Regions from separate parts of the Mus musculus genome. Here region 1 is linked to region 2. The links are chromatin loops, found by intact Hi-C in ENCODE. Cell type or tissue: gastrocnemius. All regions are shown on one strand. Links, peaks and the distances in the headings refer to the core of each region. The heading gives the core; the rest is flanking DNA.

Region 1 (8,000 bases), core at 1-8,000, 99 kb before region 2:
CCACATCCTACTGCAGAGGAAATGCAGACCAGAGGGGTGTTCCTGCCTCACCCTAGGTACCAGCAGAGCAGTGTGGTGCACACGCTACACCCTACTCAGGAGCCAAAACGTTTGGCCCTGTGAGATTGTGAGAGGGGACGGTGTTTCTCCATCGGTGTCCTGTAAAGTTGTTTTCCTTGCTGTGGTGAGCATGAACAGAGCGATGGAGGAGCCTGGTATGTGCTGGGCTTGTTGTAGCCGGCACACTGCCTAAACGGGCCAACCTAACCCTCCTCCTTCCGGCCTGGTGACAAGTCTCTCCCAGCCCTCTCTTCTGGTTATGTAGCCGTGGTGTCCACAACCACCAGGGATAGGTCGGTGGCTGAGGAGGAGGCATCCTACAGGAGCAAGGCTTTGCAGTGAGGGCAGCTTTTACTGAGTCAGCAGGGAGAAGAAGCCGCGTGCGTGCGTTCTGGGAACCTGAGCTGAGCTGGACAGCCAGTCTGAGGAGGGAGGTGATGGGATGCCACCGTAGTACTCTGAGCCTGCAGTGTAGGAGAGTTAGCTTACATCAGAGATTCTCAACCCCTGTGGTGGGTTGCAACCACCACAGTTGTCACATATCAGATATCCTGCATATCAGGTATTGCGATTCATTACAGCAGAATTACATTACAGCAAAAAAAAAAAATGCAGTTATGAAGTAGCAATGGAATAATTTTACAGTTGGGGACTGTATTAAAGGGTCATAACATTAGGAAGGTTGAAAACCACTCCCCTACACTGAGCCCCGCATTAGCAGGCTGATGGGTCTTAGCAGCCTGTCCTAACCAGATCTGAAAGGCCAGCCCCTCAGGATGGGGCTGCTCAGACAGACAAGAGGTTAAAGGACACACAAGCACATCCAGCTGTGTGTACCGGGCCAGCTTGATTCACCCCAGTGCAGCATGGGCCTAACCTACAGGAAATGAATTACAGGAGGCAGGAGCTCCGGGGGATAAGAGGCCCAGATCTTTCAAATTGGCAAATAAGATGTTGCTTTCTCTATCGGCCTAATAGTCTCCAAAGAGCATGCTGTTTTGATTCAGATAGCAGGTGGCAGGTAGCCCCAGGTTCCCTGGAAGCAAGAGATCACCTTGCATGTGTTTGCTGAAGAAGGAGGAGGTAGTGAAGGGTGGGCACACACCAGGACAACCCAGCCTCCTTTAGTAGGTGCGTGTTTCCACTGGTGACGATCAGAATTTCCTTCACTCCTTAATATCTGTGGAAACATCCCAGGCCCTGTGGAGGGTTCTCAGGTCAGCCCATGTGAGGAGATTCACTGAACTTTCTGACCTCTGTGGTCCAGCCAGGGCAAGGGTGAAGGTACCTGGTAGAATCAGACAGAGAAAGATCACAGAGATCTTACGATCCATCCTGAGACACGCTGGGCTCCATAGAGCTTCCTCAACAGAGGAGACTATCAGATTTTTTTTCCCCAATCCCAGCTAGGAGCGAGGATTTGGTAAGGCAGCAGAGGCAGGCTTGTGTTATCTTCCTTGCCTGTCTGTCTGCAGGACTCAAAGCAGTGGGAGCCCGTGGTCCTTCGCTCCACACCAGGGAGGCACACCCAAGCTGTAAACACTTGGGCTCTGTATGTCAGCAGGTCTGCCCCACCAGAGGGAGGGAAAAGCTTTGCCTCAACTGCGGCACTTCTTAGACTCTTTCCATGGCTTCCTTGGCCATGATGCGATCTGGCCTCACCTTCCCTGTCTAACCTTACTAAAGAACAATACTTAATTATAAAGTCGAAAAACACAGAGTACGAAAACCGAGACCGCCGTCTAGCTGGGCCGCACACTGCTTTAGTCATGCTGTCCCACCTACCTGGAGCGCCCCCTGAGTGGACTCTGTTGACCCCATTAGCCAAGCTCTGGGAAGGGGCTTCCCCTTGTACCTAAGGCTCCCTACTCTTTCCATTCAAGATGCTTGCTTCTGGTGTCCCAGGCTGACTTGAGGAGGACTGAGCCATTCCTTGCTGGAATCAGAGTCTAAGGTCCCTAAACTGGCGGTCTCTCCCGGCAGATCTCCAGCGCCATGGAGCGTCTTCAGGAGGCCCTGACGATGTGCAGGGATGATGCCAATGCCCTCCACTTGCTAGCGCTGCTCTTCTCTGCCCAGAAGTATTACCAGCACGCCCTGGACGTCATCAATATGGCCATCACCGAGCATCCTGAAAATTTCAAGTGAGTCTCCTGGGGTCACTGCTGCGTGGAGGGCTGGCTTGGTCACTGCATGGCTGCCTGTGTACGTCTCAGCCTGACACATTGCCAGCCAGTACACAGGGTAAAGTGTCCACTGCATAGACACTGTGAGCAGAGCAACAAGGACACATAGGAAGGGCAAGGGGCTGTGGCGTTATGCAGAGGGTGCTTGGTGGGGACTGGTGAACTTGTGGGGCTCCTGGGCCCTGCATAGAGGCTGTGGGCTCAGAGGGGAGAACTGTTAGATTGCATGTGCAGTATACCACTTCCATCCAATCCTCGAGTCCTGAGGGCACCACTTGGTAAGGCGTGTGCCTTAATCATGACCCTAGCACAGCCAGCCAAGGATGAAATCCTAAAGCTAGCTGGCCTGGTGGAGGGCAAAGGAAACATCCATACTGCATCCATTTCTGGAAGCTGGGGGAATAGTAATTTCCCTTCAGGGTGGCCCTGACCCTTCATGTTTACTGCACCAACCGCAAGCCCTGCTTCTTGGAGCAGGGTTCACGTTGCACTGGGTCAGAGAGCAGCAGGTAGGGTAGAATTGGGTCTCTTTCCCCTACCCACCATAAAGTGACCTACTGTCATCCAACCAGGACAGCAGGGTCAGCCAAGGCAGAAGCCACATCATGGCTCTGTGAGGAAATCTAGGGGGAGGCCATGTTTGATGACCCCCTGAGCCTCTTCCCTTCATCTCCTTGCCCAGACTGTCTGCTGTCTGTAATCTAAACTACTCCCAGCCCAGTCCCTGATCCTGTCTGGTCCTCTCCACATACCCCGCTCTCCTGCCCCAGTGGGTTCCAGCTGTCCAGCTGTCCCAGCTGTAGAGCATGTGTCCACTTTGATAGTTCGTCCCTGAATTAGAAGATAGCTCCGGTTCTGAGCCTTGCTCCATCCAGCCTTGGAGAAATGACAATTCAACTTTAATAAGACAATTCAAAAATTCTAACCCACAGATCAAGCAGGTCTGGGCAACGGGAAGCCCAGGTGGAATACAGTAATACCAGGTGGTAGTTTTATTTTATTTATTTTTAATTTACACGTGTGCAATGACAAACACATGGATGCCAATAGGACACCTCAAGGTGGCCAGTTCTCTCCTGTCAGGTGAGTCCTGGAGATGGCGCTCAGGTGTTCAGGCGCTTCAGTTGGCGAATGCCTTTATCTGTTCAATTATCTTCCCAAACCTGTGGGGTTTTTGTTTATTTGTTTTTGTTTTTAAGGTTTCTTTATTTATTTTATGCATATGAGTACACCACCATTGCTCTCCTCAGACACACCAGAAGAGGGCATCGGATCCCATTATAGATGGTTGTGAGCCACCATGTGGTTGCTGGGAATTGAACCCAGGACCTCTGGAAGAGCAGTCAGTGCTCTTAACTGCTGAGCCATCTCTGCAGCCCCCCTGTGATTTGTATATTCAGTAAGAATCCAGGCGAGCTCTCCACACAGTGGTCCCTTGCTTTGCCTAGATTATCCTCACCTACCTGGCAGGTCCTGACACTGCTGCTGGCTCTGTGTGTCTCCTCATGCCTGCACTTACCTGGGCGTGCATTTACTCTCTTGGTTGGTCTAAGTGGGAAAAGAAACACTCAAGGAAAAAAGCGTAGAACTCTTGGGTGGGAAGGGAAGGAACGTCCATCGTGCCCAGCGTGAGGACTGACCAGAAGCACTGCTGAGCAAGGGGCTTGGCCCCACAGTGCAGCGCAGCGCAGCAGCGTTAAGTGTTGTTTTGGCCTGAGTCCTTTCCAGACATGAGAACCCAGATAGGAAGGGAGAAGAGCAGGGCTCCACCTCCTGTCCCTGGCTCTCCCACTTTGCTCTCAGCATCTTCTCATGACTTCAGCACTGAATGTTCGGCTGGCCCGGTGCACTCTCCCTGGCCTGCTCTGGGAGGCCATTCCCTTGCTGGGAGTCTGCCTGAACCCTAAGCTGTGTGAGGTGCACTAGGATCTACTCCTTTGTTTCCAGGGCCACCCTGGAAAGATGCTTCCTCTCACACTGGCTTCACTCTCACGGTCCTGCTTGGAAATGGATTGGGCAGCCCCTCACTCCCTTGTGGTGTGAGCCAGCCCCCTCACTCCCTTGTGGTGTGAGCCAGCCCCCTCACTCCCTTGTGGTGTGAGTGAGCCCCACTGCTCTGCCCAGCTGCACTCCCCAGGACGTGCCCTGTTCTCCTTACAGGCAGATGGAGAGGTTTGGGCTTTGAGATTGATGCCCACCACTCCCCTGCCCCCACTTCCCCACCCCCTCCCACCCCCTACCTCAGGAGGAGCCCCATGAGTGAGAACTTTTCTATGTGCAAGGAGATAGCTTTCAGCAGGTTCTTAAAGGGACGGAGACCCCAGAACCGTGGTGATGGTGGAAGTGGGTGTTTGCCTTTGTGCATCCTGACTGTCCTCACTCCCTGGTGCTTTTCTTCCCCTCCCTGCCCCACCCCCACGCCACCCCCACCCCCACAGTGTTCTTGTGGAGCTGCCTGGAAAATAGTGTCTCTGCTTCTGCAGGAAGAGCCTTAAGGGGGCAGCCTATGCCATGAGAACTGCTCACTGACAGAGACTGCACCCGGGGAGCTGCAGAAGCTGCTCTAGGGTGTGAGACCCTGTACAGTATTGTTCCCTGTTACTACAGTGCGCTGTTCTGCAGAGCACGAGGGAATGGGGGTGATCTACCCCGTGGAGACCTCCCTCACTCGGTTTGCTCAATTAGTGGGATCCAATGACGTGGAGAAGTCCGTCTTTATCAGCTCTGCTTTGATCTGAACTGGCCCTAAAAGGCTACAAAACTAACAGATAGGAATTCCCTTTGCCAATAAATTAAAACTGTTCCCCACAGATGAAACCCTGGGGTACAGAAACCCATGGATTATCAGGAAATGTCATTGAATCCATTACAGGTCAGGGATCACTGAAAAATGTCACTGCTTTTCGGCTGCGTGTCCCGCTTCCCCAGCTGGCCCCGTGCTAAGAGCAGGCCGTATGGGACTCCAGCTGTTGCTAGCAACTAATTAAACCACCAGTCCAGTAAATATTGCTCAGCAAAACAACAGACCAACCTGCCACGGCCTGGCCTCATCAGCCCCAGCAAAGTGTATTCTCAGGCCTGTGACATGGCTTGTCTCCCACCAAGCCACCTTGCAGCGGCTATCCTGGTGGCCAGGCCTTCTAGAGGCGCCCCCTTTCCTGCAGAGTCATCAGTCAGTTCAGTGGACCCAAGGACTGTCGCACATGGAGGACAGAAGCCAGCAGGTCAGTGTAGGGATGGTTGCTTTGCCTGCTACTGTTTGGGAGAGGCCTAGACAAAGGAGGATGCTGACCGCTAAGCAGACTCCCATCTTCTAAGTTTATCCTAGTAGGAGAGCCAAGTCAGGTCACTGCCCTGAGTCACGTTTATCACTTAGGTGCCACCGGCAGCAATGTGTTCCTCTTTAAATAAAATAAATTTAACAACCTGCCCTGACTCTTCTGCTTCTCAAGTGTGCTGAGACACGGACTGAAGGTCCCTGGTTGGTGGACTTCTGTGTCTGAGGTCCCGGTGTGGAGGGGAGGCCACAAAGTTCCGTCGACACCTGGCACTGACAATGTTTAGTGAGTGAGCCAGGAGCTTGAAGGAAGGGGATCCGGATGAGGCTGGGCTGTGAGTGACACAGGGGAGCAGTCACTGTCCCCACACGGGCACGCAAGGTAGAACCCGGCCTCTGGTGAGTCCAGCTTCTGAAGACCCTTCTTACTTGGGGATTAGGAAGCCAAGTGCAGGGGTCTTGATGCCCGGCCCGTGCTGAGGGACGGCCTTCGGTTAGCCCGGCTCAGGTTTAAAAATGCAGAAACGTGAGGAGGCAGACTGACTCCTCCACGGGGACAGTATGAACCTGGTGTGATGGGAACCAGATATCCCTAGCAGCTTCCTGAAACCCTCTGGGCTTTCCACTAAGCCCTGGACACATGTACCAGGAGGCCCACGGCCAGGCGGCCCACAGGCTTCCTGTGGGGAATGGGAGAATTTCAGCAGGCCCAGAGTTGTCTCTGCTGGTCCTTCCCATCTTTGAAGCAGCTGAGAAGCCTGACCAGGAGGGAGAGGAATCTGGGGTGGGGAGGGATGGACCACCATGAGCACTGTAGGGAGATGGTTTTAGGTAACACATTCCTTCAGCTTTAGTCAGGCCCTTGTAGTGAAGGTCACCATAGAAACCAAACAAAGTCCCTAGGCCAAGGATGGGAGCTTTCCAATAACCAAGCTGTCAGCCATTCCCCCGCCCAGCCCTGCAGCCCGCCAGACTGACTCTGAGGACCCAGGGCCCACAAGTGACACGGGAGTAAATGTGTTTTCTTCCTACCTCCACAGTGGGCAGGGCCATCTACCCACCCCTTATCTGACACAATAGACATTCCTGAGAGCCCCTGCTGGCCCAGCCCCTAGTCCTAGGAGACTGGGGAAGTCCTGAGGGAGCCATGTGTCAAAGCCACAGAGGAACTTGCCAGTGGAGGAACAATATGGCCCTCTCCACAAGCCACTGCTCGCCCCAGATAAACAAACGAACTGCTGCATCCATCGGCCCCAGGAAACCAGGGCTGTTTTGGAAAATGTTTGAGGTGATCTAACTAGGTATTAGCTGGAGCCAGACTGTAGCTAGATCCAGTCAAGGCTGAAACTGAGCCTCCAGGGCATTTCTCCGAGCCACCTACCCACCCCACCCCCACCTCAACACACCTACTTATCAGGTTGCATGTGACATATTTCTGGAGGGGTAGTCCACCAAGCAGAAGGGATCAGAGTCCTGGGACTTGTGCTAACATTTCTGCCTTAAACCCAGTGTGTTTATTGGATTGTTCTTATTAAGGGCTTGTAGCACATCAAAAGGATGCTTAAAATACCAACACTTGAAGAGGGGGTGGGGATCAGAGGTATTAACACTAACATAGTTTATCACTCTGCTGGGTTCACTAAACACGCTTGGCTGCCACAGTGCGCGGGGACAGCAGCCAGGACTCTCTGGCCATGTGGCCGAGGAACTGCTAAGCCAGGCATAATCACGGGCACCGGGCACCGTCAGATCCTTCTCAAAGGTCAGCTACTCCTTGGCTGAGCGGCGGTTGGCGGTCAGCGTTTCTCCTCCTTGGCTCTCCCGTGAGCACCTCCGTGGTGACTGTAGTGACTTAGGACCGGGGCAGAGCCCTGTGCGTGCATTAACTGCTCTGCCCCGCAAGCGCCTGCCTCTTCAGTGGGAAGCCATTAGGGTTAGCAAGCTGGCTGGAAACCAAAGATGCAGAGACTGAGGCTCTATCTACCAGGCCAGAACCTCCCCTTTGTCCTAACTGAGAGCTTCTCAGCCTACCTGAAATGGCAAGGCCTTTTGTAGTGTGAGTCCTGTTCAAGTCTGAGAGGTTATTAGGGAGGTTGTTAAGTGACCTGTGGTAGGAGGATGTTGGGAGGCTGGTGGGGTGGGGTCAGCTGACAGTCGGTGCTGCACACAGATGGAATAGTTTGTTCAGGGCACCATGAACCAGATCTGTAGGCTGGGGCTCCTCGCCGGGTGGAGCATGCGGGGCCTTTGAAGGCCGTGAGTTACTGCTCCAGGAAGCTGGGACTTTTGGGCTGTTGCTTTTTAAAGCTTCAAAGTCGGATTGAGTTAAATTTATTAAGAGATGGAGGGATCATTATGAGCCTTCGACATTAGGGAACAGGGGCCACAGTAATCCTCCACACCACGGGGGAAAATCATTAGCTTTAAGGTTAAGAACTGCTAAAAAAGGATCCCTCGAGTGTTAGAGATTAGTCTGA
Region 2 (12,455 bases), core at 1,999-9,998:
TCTTACCAACCTGCAAAATTAAATGCTAGATTTAAATCAAATTATTAATTTAGCAGTTTTTTAAAAACCTGTTTAAATTTAGTCCTTAATCCAGTAGCCTTTTACTTTATATAGTCATCAAATATTTGAGGACTAGTGATTTCTAACAGTTTCCAGGTTTCTGTAGATTTGCAGGAATCGTAGATTTACTCTAAAAGGATGATACAGTTGAACTTTAAAAGCTGAGGTAAATGCTCAGGTAACAGAGCATGCTAGAGCATTGGGGGAGGGGAGGTAGAAGGGTCATAAACTGCAAACCAGCTGGACTTTCATAGCCCGAGCTAGACAGTTAAACTGTCAAACACTCACATGCCAGGGGTAGAACCATCAGCATGTGACCAGTATGCATAAGGCCCTCGGTTCAGTCTCCAGCACCAGAGGGGGAAAAACATTTGGACACATATCAAATGCCTCTGAATTACTGAGAAAATGCAAAGTTAAAATTGCTGATAAAAGTCTTAGGAGGCCACATATAATGGCGATGCCTAAAATCCCTTGCTTGCACTCAAGAGGCAGAATTAAATGAGTTCAAGGCCAGTCAGTTCTTCAGAGCAGGACCTTGTATTCAGAAACAGAGAGAGAGAAAACACAACTGGCAGCTTCCACATTTCACAATCAGATAGTTGTCCCAAATATCACAATAAAGCCGAGAGTCCTGGCAGGCAGGTTACACAGCTCAAGACAAGTTTTATGCATTGGTCTCATTTATTTCTCCTAAGAGGGTCAGTTCAATAGCTGTCACTGTCTTTAAAATCAATTCAATTGCTACATTGACATACATAAAGAGTTATAAAATCTGAAAAGAAATCAGAATACCAGCGACATTTGTTATGTTTGTCTCTATTACTCACCAATACATCATACAAACTGAACACTGTGTATCTGAAATGCTTGGGACCAGACATGTTTCAAATTACAAAGTATTTCATGTGTCATATATACCTTTATATACAACTACAAGTGATTTTTATACAGTATTTGTACTGTCCAAGCATCTTGACCACAACCCATCTGTTATGAGGTAGAATGGCCCTTCTTCTATGAATGGTGTCATGTTAGCACTCACGTTTTAGATTTTGGAGAATATGAGTCTCGTAGAGATGAAGGATTGCCTAATCTATTAAATCAACTGACTAAAGTCAAAGGAAATTCAATTTTCATTTTTCTGACTCTACATTTCAATTTAATTTAGTTACTATACATACTACTTACCCCCCCCCCAACACACACACACACAAACATGTACTTTATTATTTATATTATCTGAAGTTACAAGCATTTTGGATGGTAGTAAAAAGTACAAAATAATAAAACCATCACCACCAGTTGATATACCTTATTCTCATTTTCCCTCTCTCTAAACACAGACATAAATTTTGTGTGTATGCTTACACTCACAACTGCCAAAGGCAGCTCAACTACTGTATTTATGCTACATTCAACTTGTCACCATTCATGACATAATCAAAGGCATTTCATTTAATGATCTTGAGTTTGTTATCCAATTTATAACAAATCACAATGGATATAATCCAGCAGGATATTTCTTACCTGCAATCTGCTCTTCAGTCAGTTGGTCAGCCTACAAAGAGTTCAAAAAGGTGGATTAATGACTTATAAGTATGTAGACTAGCAGTTACAGGTTCAAGGTTCATGGTGTGCTATGAGCTGCATTCAGTCTAGTGAGCCTGGAACACAATGGGTAGGCAGAATGTGGACACAACTATAGAGCCAAGCAAACTTGACTCCGAGATTATGTCAAATAACTCAGAATTATATAAAACTTTCAAAAAACTTATAATTTATACACAAAAATATATCCAATAAAACCAGCTTCCTTTTCAATTAGACTCCCTTTTTTTGGGAGGGAAGGGTTGTACCGTTTTAGGAATGGCCTCATGAATTTCTCTAGAGCACAGCATAGAATCTGAAGAGGAACCAAAAGGTAACTTCCCTCCTCAACAACTCGATTTGATCCATGGCAGTGTGGTCATTAGTTGGAGGCCAGTCTGGGCAACACAGCAAGATCTTAATTTAAAAAAGCAATATCCAATTTAATTACAATATAAATTAAACTTATTTCTCCTTAATAGTACTAAGGGAAGAAAAAAGGGAAAAAGCCAAGAAGTTTAGTTAGACTTAAAATTGAAATGCCAGTTATGTTCGGTGTCTTTTACCACCTCTCTAAATACCCATCTCTCAACACCCTGGTTTTATAAGCTGTGCAACCTGGGACATATTACACAACCTTTCATAGATAACTTCACCTACACCACCAACCATGCAGCTAATGATTACCTACAATGTATATTAACCGAGCAGCTCAGTTCCCATACAGAAGGTGAAAACACAAATACCAAGCCTTACAGCGCACCATGCTTCCTTCGCAGTAACTCTAAGCAAAGAAAATTTACTCACACACACAAACAAAAGGCATGAAGAGCATCAACTGAGATCACCCTGAGCCTTAAAAGATGCCAAGCTTAACTGTAGGGTGGAAATCGGAAGGAATGCACGTTATGTCTTAAGAGCAGGAACTCAGCCAGTGACTCCACAGATTTCAGTTGCAATAGGTTGGGTCAAAGACTGATGGAAGTGTCTTATAGGTGTATACATAAAAGATAAGGTCTCAGGGAGACAAGGCACTAACAATAATTACATAAATAAATAAGTAAATAAATCTTAAAACAGTGCACACAAATCACCTTCAAGGAATGAACCAGGCACACAAAACTCGTTTCCCAGATAACTTGAAAACCTTTCAACTTTTGCTTCCAAGGCTTCGTGAAAAGTTCTTTCTTGAGTTTAAGGAGTTTTTCTACATTTTATTTTATGTGCATCTAGTATTCTGCCTACAAGCATGTCTGTGTTAGGACCCCTGGAACTGGAGTTACAGATGGTTGTGAGCTACCATGTGAGTGCTGAGAATTGAACCCAGGTCCTCAAGAAGAGCATCAGTGCTCCTAACCCTTAAGCTATCTCTCTAGCTCCGAGTTTAAGTTTTTAAAATAAACTTTACCAATAAGTTCTAGAATAAAAACTCCTAAAAATCAAAAGCAAAGACTTCCTGGCACTCAGTATTTTCAACTACTTTTTCTGTCTATGGAGAGTGCCATTTTCTTAGAACCACAATTATACTTTTGGGAAAATACAAGCTCATTAACATGTGTTTATCACACTAAGGGGAAGACCAAGTCACCAGAGAGATGACTAGTTCTTCGCTCTCTCCATTCTTCAAGGCTTGCTGTGATGGTCTGACCCTCATTCCAGAGGCTTCCAGTATGCTTTCAGGCTCCATCCCAACCTACTGAACCACATCCTGCACTTTGGGTTACCACTGTTGATCTTCATTTAGAAACTAACCTGCATTACAGAGTCAGCTGAACTGAATGCATTACACGAGCACTCAAATGGCTGAAAAGTGATTTTTTAAAAAAATCTAGCGTATGTGAATAAATGTATGACTCCATGGCTTCAGTGAACACAAACACATCTTCATCCTGTTCATCGAGGCTTCATCTATCATCTCTTCTACAATTATAGCAAAACCAATAGAAGTTATTTCTGTAGGAAAAAGGAGGTCTTTATTCTGACAGAATGGCACCCTTCCTATAAAAGCATCTGAGGCAAAAAAGAAACCAGGGGAGAACAAAACTTCATCGAAATCAGGGCCTTGACTGAAAGTCTCAACTCTAGCTTAGCTACAAGTTTCTATGTTATAATGCAGCCAAAGCAAATCCCTATCTTTGAGCCTAATAAAAACCTTCAGCTTAATGGACTGACTTAGACACACTCGAGACATTTTCTACTGTTTACATCCTGTGTCACCCAGCCATCAACAGCACATTCCTTTCAATACATGACATCCCAATAAAAATACAATGACTGCATGCAAATCCAAGGGCTTTGTAATCAGTTCTATATACATAGGTACCTAACAGAACAATTTTTTTCTCTTTAACGAAGTCCTCAGAATCTAAAGTCTTAAATATTATGAAGTTACTAGAATAGTTGTCGATGTAGCAACGATACATTTAAATATAAAACTTACTGGGGAGAACCACTGTTAAGATATAAATTCTAATTTTCCAGTAAAGATTTAAATCCTATGCTAACTAAAAAAATAATAAGTTACTATACAACTTGGAGTGTCAATTACTGCCTATAATTTACATCGTGTTTCCCCTTACAAAGAACAAATTCAGTCAGCATATTAAAATTCATTAGTTAAAAAATATATATCAAAAAGAATTCACCAAAGTTAAATGAAGGCTAGCTCTCTCAAGGTGAACACTCCCCACACCCAAGCAGGCTGGAGGTTTCAGTTGGCAGGGATTCCCAACTACTGTTTAAGATGTCACCTTGCCTCCTGGACACACCCATTGCTGTAACCATTTGGCAAGGGAGTAAAATAAGTATTGCAAATTATCGTCCTCATTAATTTTTTTAAAACAGAAAACACGAAGAGGGACTTATTTTTCAAAGCTCTTTCTAAAATCTCCTGCTCTCTTTTACACTCTTTAAGTGTACAGTTACTGACGGCCATTATTGCATAGGTGAACTGTCCGTAAGAACTAAGATCAGATGGCAACTTCCACTCTGAAACGCAAGTCGTTTTCAAGGAACTCTGCGTGTGGTAGAGGTGAACAGGAGTGCACCTGAGCACTCAAGAATTTAGCGACCCGCCCCTTAATTGCTACTTCCACTAGCTCATGGGGGCCGAAAAACGCCTTTGAGACCCTAACTGAGGTCGGTTGCTTTCCCTTTACGAGCTCTATTTTTTTTTTTTTTGAGAAAGCGCCCGACTTCCAGCAAAAGCTTGTATTCTTCAACGATTTAAAAAAAGAAAAAAAAATTAATCATCCAGTCTGGGTAGCGGAAGCCAGCACCAGATGGAGTGAACAAGCAGCAGCAGCAGCAGCCCTGCGCGGAGGGGGAGGGGGGACTGCTGGGGTCCCCTCCCCCGCCCATCCCCGCAGCGCCGCGGGCCGCCCAGACCTCCGCAGTCCTGCAGGTGCCAGCGCAGCAGCTGGGGCGCGAGCCGAGCCGAGCCGCGTAGGGCGGCGGCTCGGGGCCCCGCGCGCTCACCCCACCCGACCCCCGCGGCGGGGGTCCCCGCACGGGCTGGACCCACGGGGCGCGCCCCCGGCCCGGCCCGGCCCGGCCTCGCGGGGATGCGGGCTAACGGCGCCCGCTCGCCTCGGGGCCCCGCGCTCCTCCCCACCCCACCCCCCGCGCATGGCGGCCGGGCGGACAAAGGCGCTTCCTGGCGCCCGCGCTCGCTCGGCGGTGGCCGTTGGCGGTTTGAATCCGGCCCCCGGGGCTGACCTTTGGCGCCGCCTCGGCCGCAGCCCCTCCTGCTCTGCTCTCTCGACCGAGCCCACGGCCCCGCACCCCAGATCCATCCTCCCCCGGCCAAGCCCCGCAGCGGTCCCCCGACTCATCTAAAAGGGAACCCAAGAGGACAGGGGTGGGGGACACCTGCGACACAAGTGTCGCGGGGGGCCTCCTGGCTTTTTTTTTTTTTTTTTTTTGGTGCCGTCCCTCTGGCGAGGACAGTTCTGAGAGGGGAGGTCCCCTCTTTAGTCAATCCGCTTCAGCATCTTTCCCCGACCCGCGGGGCGCCGGCCGCTCAGCTACGCACTCACCATGCTGCAAGGGCTACGGGTTTCCGAGACGCGACCAGACAACCGCTCGACTCGCTCGCTCCACTCGGACTAATTCTCCTCCTCCGCCCCCAGCTCCTCATAAACACCTCCCTCCGCCTCCCTCCGCCAGATCCCTCCGCCTCATCCAGATAACGGAACCTAGCGAACGAGTCCCGGCCAGCCCCCGCCCCCTCCCCCCCCCCAACTCTCCGGGAGACCCCCTTTCTCCGCAGTCACTGGGCAGACACGCAAGAGAGAAAGGGGAGCAGGGGGACGGATGACGTAAGTGGGTTCCACTCCCAGGCAAGCCGTTAAAAGGCCGGGGGAACCGCGCCTGGCAGGAGCTACTTTGCGGCGCGGAGGAGCACCGCGGTGGCGGTCGACCAGGCGAACCTCGTTGAGCTTGCTGCTGATTGGCTGATTTGTACCTGCAATGCGTCACTTTCTCTCGCAGCCGGAACGCGGTTGCGGCTTCTGCCGTTGCTTGCTCGCGCCGCGCTGTCCTGGCAACTGCGCCAGGCGGCAGCGTGGCTCTCTCTGCGCTCGGCTGGAGGACCTTCTTCCACCCGTCCTGCCTGCCACAGACACACGCACACACTCACCTTCCCGCCCCGTATGGAGGTGCTGCTGACAAAAACAACACGGGCCAAAACAAAAAATAAATAAAACTGAAGGACACCCCCCCCCCCCAGTAAACACCCACCCAGCGCGCCCAGCTTCTCAGCGTTGCTGCATAGGGAGGCCGGTCGTTTTTCATTACACGGTGCCGAACCCATGCAGCTCAGCTGACAAGCTAATCAAAAAAGGGGCTTCCGTTTATGCCTACCCTTCGCTTCTCTTTCCTAGCAGTAATTTATCAGAAAGCTACTCAAACCCACTGTATCCGAGAGTGTGTGCTGTCGGTCTCCCCAAGGAGCCCCTCTGAAATTAGAAGCCCAAAGTAGACAACCAGAAAAGGATGATGGGGGTTAGAGAGGAAAATAAGGATTCCATCCTCAAAATACAGTGCCCAGAGAAGATTGATGGAACAGCCACGGCCCAGAGAGAATTAGGAAGATGGCGAAGGCAGAAAGAACTTCCCAGTTGAAAAAGCACCACCATGCAAACCCTCAAACCGTGGAGAGCAATCACTTTGTAAAAAGCAAGGCAAGATGAAACCTCAACTTCAGAAAGAAGCCTGCCTTCAGGATAGTTTCCCCGTTCAGCAAGAACATTTCGGTGCTAACAGCTATATGCACCCACTCGGAGAGTCCATTTTAACCTCCTTTACCTAAGTTAGACATCCCTCACACCTTTAAACATATCTTTTAATGAAGCCAGAGCTGGGCCCTCTTTCAGTCATGGAAACCAGACATTAAGCGGCCTTCTAATTAGCACTAACAAAGCTGACACCCTTTCGAACGAATGCCCACTCGATGGGAATACCAAACCAAACCAAACCTCAGATTTCTGTTTCTATTATCCTTGCCAATGTGGTGCCCTGATAATACTGAAAGGGAGGAGAGCTAATTAACCTTACCCCACAAATGAGATAAATATCATTATTTGGGAATATTACTTTAAAATGGGCACCTCCAGCCAAGAATCTGACGCCACCGTTCCGTTCCAGTGCACTACATTCTGGTAAATTCAAAGTTTTTCCAAGATATACCTCAGAAATTTGTCTGTGACTCCTCCTCAGATCTTCAGATGGAAGACCTACTAATTTTTTTTTTTGTCTTTCCGCTGACTCAGTAAAAATATTCTCTCCTTACACAGTACCCCATTAGCATGCGGTGATTTTACATATGAAATTTTTAATGGTGGGAAATTGAATGACAAAATGAATAATCACCTCTTCAAGGGAAGGAATTTTTAAGAGGATTGGTGCAGAATGTATGATAAGTACGCACTGACTCGTGCCTAGAGAGACGCGGTAGTGCTTGCTAACAAGTATATAGAAATATATTTTTTTTTTAAATAGAGAATATAGGAAAGCTCTTCCAGGTTTCGTAGGTTGGGTTTTGGTAACGCCTTTCTTGCATAATCTTCCTTGTTGACCTCTTAAGAAGACAAAGAAAAGTCAAGGGTTACATTTAAAGCCATTGCGGTTTATGTGTATTTGAGACTGTTCCAAGTCAATTTATTTATAGAGCACTTGTCTTCCGAAATATGACAGAGATCTCCGCCTAACCCTGGCAGTTGTCAGTGAAACGCAAAGTCAGCGAAGACTGTGTATCAGAGCCTTGGAAATATCTTTTTTTTTCTTCTGTCTGGTTCCCACGGTGAGATCTTAGAGTTCTCTACCTTTGTCCATCTTGGGGGAAAGAAAAAAAACAAGCAAGTTCTTCCCCATCGCTGCTTCTTCCTCATTTTCTGAATTGAGATAATACCGCCTTATCTCTGGATAGCTTCCTTTCCGGAGCTTCTCTCTCTTTTACCCAGTTTTGCTAGTTAGCAGTGAAACAAGCAAACAGAACATCACATAACACCATTCTTGAATATAGTCTATGGGTTTCTGAACAAATTGAAAAAATTAAGTCCTACTTTTTCCAGGGCATTGATCCTATGCAATGAGTCAATTTCTCTTCTATGATCTAGAATGGAATTGGGGAGGTAGGACGGAAGCCATCTTCTTCCACGGTTCAGACTCGTCGCCCTGGCTGAGAAGGTTACGCTGTTTTTCCTTTAATGAGGCAAAGCAGGACTAAGATGAGGCGACAGTTAGCTTTCCATCACTGTGACGAAACACCTCGATTCAAGAAAGCACCATGGCAGCTGCAGCTGGGGCTGACACTCACTTGTCTCTGTCACTTCCAGGCCTGTGTGGAGGAAAGCATCCTGGAAACGTCAGGGGAAAGAGCAAAGCTCTTAGAGAACTTAATGTTATAACCAAGCCTCTCCCCACCTCCCCAACTCATTAATCCATGAGGCCACGGAGGAATCAATCTATTCATGAAGTCAGAGCCATCGTGATCCAATCACCTCCAAAGGTCCCACACTGAAGAGTGTAGCCTTGAATACCATGCCTGCCACACATGAGCTGTTATAGAATACTTAGGAGTCAATCCAGGGCTGGAGAGATGGCTCAACAATCACGAGCTCTATCTAGCTCTTCTTTCAGAGGACTAGAGTTTAGTTCTCAGCACCCACGTTGGGCAGCTGTATGCAACTCCAACTACAGAGAAGCCAATGTCCTCTTCTGGCCTCTGCAAGCACAGATACTCATATGTGTGCAAGAGTACACACACACACATGCACACGCACAGGCACTCGCACACATGCACAGGCACGCGTGTTGATACAGCAGATAGGTCAGATTAAGTAAATTACAAGGAATGCAAGTTCATCTCTCAGTTCCAGACCTGGGAGTCCAAGAACACGGTTCTAGCACTTGGTGTGGTATATGAACCTTCTGGCGTCGTCATCACATGGTGGAGGGCTTCACCGGGTGATGCAGACCCAACACACTAGTTTGTATCTTCTTATACAGCCACTAAAGGCATCCTGACCTGATCTAACACTACTTCCTGAAGACCTGCCTCCAATTTCCAGTAACATGGATTTGGGGGTTAAGTGTCCACATGTAAGTGTTTAGAGGGCACATCCAAATCATAGCACATGGGGATGTGGGTAGAGGTGGGAGGGGGAAAGGGGTGGTTTCAGCCCTGTGAGAAAGGACAAAGGGATGGGAGGTGTGGTCATTACCTCCGCTAGCATCCATTATCTTCAGAGCAAATGTGCATCCCTTGGAAAGTAGACTGAGGAAAGAACAGAGAATTCTCCAACCCTGGGGCAACAGAGTAGCCTTGAAGGTGTGTGTGCTGGCGTTTGAGCTAAGTAAGAAAGTGCCCCTCAGCCCTGTGGGAGGGGGTGTCTAGAGGAGGACCACAGAGGGACCTTCACGAGGTAGGCGCTACCTAGAAATCCCGAAAACACTGTTGTCCTGCTCCTGGTGGCCCTAAAACAACGATATCCCAAATCGGAGCCAAACCTTCCAGTCTGGCCTGTCTTTTCCAGTTTCCCTAAAAAGAGCCCCTTTCTCTGTCACTCTCCTTTAAGCATCCATGTGCGGAGGCCTCTGTCGTGTGCTTGTCTTTGCTGATGTTGCTCACTGTGTTCTTTCTACTGAGTACTGGCTCACACTTAGCCTGAGGCTTACACGCACACGCACGCACACACCTACAATGTCTTCCTAATTCCACCAGCCCTGCCTTACGAGCCTGAAGAGAAATAATCATTTTCTTCAAATATCTTTTAAATGTAGATGAAAGAGAGATGAAGAGGGGATTTGAAGAGGGTGGAGGGGCATGGGGACAGAGAGAAGAAAACATAGAAGGTAATGGGACTCATGTGGGAGTTACTGGGAGGGGACAGTGGAGGAGGGTGTCTAAGATAAGGCATAAAGTCCCGTGTATGAAAATGCCAAAATGAAACCTATCACTTCCGGTAAGACCACAATGCCTATGACCCCAGTATTAGGAGGCAGAGACAAACAGACCCTGAGCATACACTGGTCAGCCCACCTAACTGAAGCGTGAGCTTCAAGTGCAGGGAGAGACCCTGCTTCAAAGAAACCAGGCAGAGTAACAGGGCGGGACACCCTACATCCTCCTCTGGTTTCCAGAGTGACAGGGACACACAGACACACAGACACACAGACACAGAGAGGAATGCACGCACACAGAAGACACCACTTTGTATGCTAACCAACAAAGTAGTTTCAAAGAAAATAAGTTTGCTAGATACAGTTATGTAAACCTCTCTCTCTCCCCCTCCCCCTCCCCCTCCCCCTCCCCCTCCCCCCCCCCCCCCTCTCTCTCCAGGGTCTCACTTCGTAGCTCTGGCTCTCCTGGAACTTGCTATTTAGACTAGGCTGGCCTCAGACTTACAGAGATCCACCTGCCTCAGAAGTGCTGGAAGTCCTGGAATCAAAGGCATGCACCACCGCAACCCACCTTTCCTACGGTTTTTGTTGTTGGTTTCGGTTGGCTTGGTTTGGGTTGGGTTTTATCATTGTGTGATATTATGTTTGTTTGCTTGTTTTATTGTTTTTTCGAGACAGGTTTTCTCTGTGTGGTCCTGGCTGTCCTGGAACTCACTCTGGAGACCAGGCTGGCCTCGAACTCAGAAATCCGCCTGCCTCTGCCTCCCAAGTGCTGGGACTAAAGGCGTACGCCACCACTGCCTGGCTAATATTATGTTATTTTTAAATTGGGATTTTAATTGTTTTTGTCTCTAGTCTTACTTAGAGAATATATTATCATCATGAAATTAAGAATTAAAGCAGCTAGCCACCAGGTAATTAAGCTTAAACAAAGTGTGCTTTCCCTCTCTGAACAACTGTCTGTACAGGAGTGATCGTGTTATGTCACTGCAGCAAATAAGTGCACGGAGACACACCTGCCTGCAAACGTCCCTCAGACCTTTACCTCATTGTCTTTGTACTGGCTTGGGTTTTTTTGTGTTTGGTTTGGTTTGGTTTAGCTTTTCATTGGTTCTTTGCGAACCAATCATGATTTCCCATCATGGACCCCAATCCCACTCCTTTCTCTCCCCTGGACTCCCACTCCACCCTTGCATCCTCCCCTTAAGAGAGAAAGGGAATCTTGTTGTGGAAGCTGTAGTGTTTGACAGTGTATCCCACAGACTAACCCTCTGTCCACATTTCTTTGTAATGAGTTCTTGCCCTGATTCCAGGCCTCTGGTTTCTGCTACTCTACCAATACTGGATCCTCACAGGGACTCCTCTTGGATACCCAGTTGTTGCCCTGTGTCATGGAGATCCTGCAGCTTTGGTTCTGTAGGACCACCAGCTAGTCCATGGGGTAGATGTTGGGGCAGCCCGATTGAAAGCCCTGGATCTGGGCCTGAGAGCCGTCAGAGCTGTCAGGTCCCCGGCTCTCCTGCTTTCACTCCCTCAAGACCAGCTCACCAGCAAGGCCAGCGTCAGAGCCAGCTCTACCCTGCTGTCCAGGCGAGGTGCAGGGCCTGGTTGTAGCCAGTGAGGGACATTGCCTGCTCTCATGACCCCAGGGCCAGCTTTCCTGCCTACCATAGATGGTGAGGGATGAGGGAGGAGAAGAGGTTGTCTCTCTCTTTCATCATAGGCACCTCCCAGCAGACAAGGGCAAAGCTGGCTCTGGGCTCTCATGCCCTCAGGGCCTGCTCATCTGCAACCCTCATCCAGGGAAAGCTCTACTGCTGCCCAGGCAAGGGGCAGACCATCTCAGGCTACATCCTTGTCTGGACCCAATGGCACCAGTCTGGTGGTTGTCTAGGGTCCCTCCTTTTCCCACTCATTGACTGGCCCAAGAGGGTTGTCACTCCTGCCTAGGACCAGCAGTGCCAGGCAGGGTCCTTCTAGTCTCTGGCTTGCTCCCTGGTGCGCCTGGGCCTGTGTGGTGCTGGTCTGGTGGCTATCTCAGGCTCATTTTTTTTTCCTTCAGGGAATGTTAGGTTACTGATCCTTCAGAAGTCCCTAGGTCAGGACACTGGGTGTAGACATGGCATCTCTCCCCTCTGCCATCTACTGACACATGCATGAGCTGCAGCAGTCATACGTGCAACACCTCTATGGACAGGTTCGCTTGGTGTCTTTGATGCTTTATAGACTGGTGGGTAAATCTTGGGATGTCTGTCCTCAAGACATGAAGGTTGACATCTGGAGACTGCTCTCTTCTTTCTCCCTCCCACTGATTATCCGGTCGCTCTTTCTAGGCTCCCCTTGTGGGACTAGAGGGGGTCACTGCATGGTTTGAGAAGCTAATAAACGTTCTAACTGAACTG

The links. A loop is a pair of places that touch in the nucleus more often than their neighbours do. Peaks named below come from ENCODE experiments on the same cell type or tissue, not always from the same donor. Only the 100,000 strongest peaks of a DNase experiment are listed, where the experiment ranks them.
Region 1: it touches region 2 in a loop (5-fold over the local background); 2 of 42 quality-filtered maps call a loop at or near these places.

Annotation. Positions count from the first base shown.
Region 1 is chr17:87,344,498-87,352,497 of GRCm38, forward strand. Ttc7 (tetratricopeptide repeat domain 7) reads left to right here. Exons shown (of 20, transcript NM_028639.3): 15 at 2,044-2,204. Among named protein-coding and RNA genes, the nearest start is that of Gm52284, 41 kb to the left of the region's middle. In gastrocnemius, for the core only: a CTCF peak has its summit at 4,742; DNase peaks (open chromatin) are centred at 4,765, 6,485 and 7,245; H3K4me3 peaks cover 1,364 bases; H3K27ac peaks cover 7,814 bases.
Region 2 is chr17:87,441,106-87,453,560 of GRCm38, forward strand. It overlaps Calm2 (calmodulin 2), which reads right to left and starts at 5,830. Exons shown (of 6, transcript NM_007589.5): 1 at 5,688-5,830; 2 at 1,591-1,621. The coding sequence starts at 5,690. It overlaps Gm26005 (a small nucleolar RNA gene), which reads right to left and starts at 12,251; the gene lies at 12,118-12,251. In gastrocnemius, for the core only: a CTCF peak has its summit at 6,204; DNase peaks (open chromatin) are centred at 4,383, 5,029, 5,309, 5,806 and 1 more place; H3K4me3 peaks cover 4,859 bases; H3K27ac peaks cover 5,103 bases.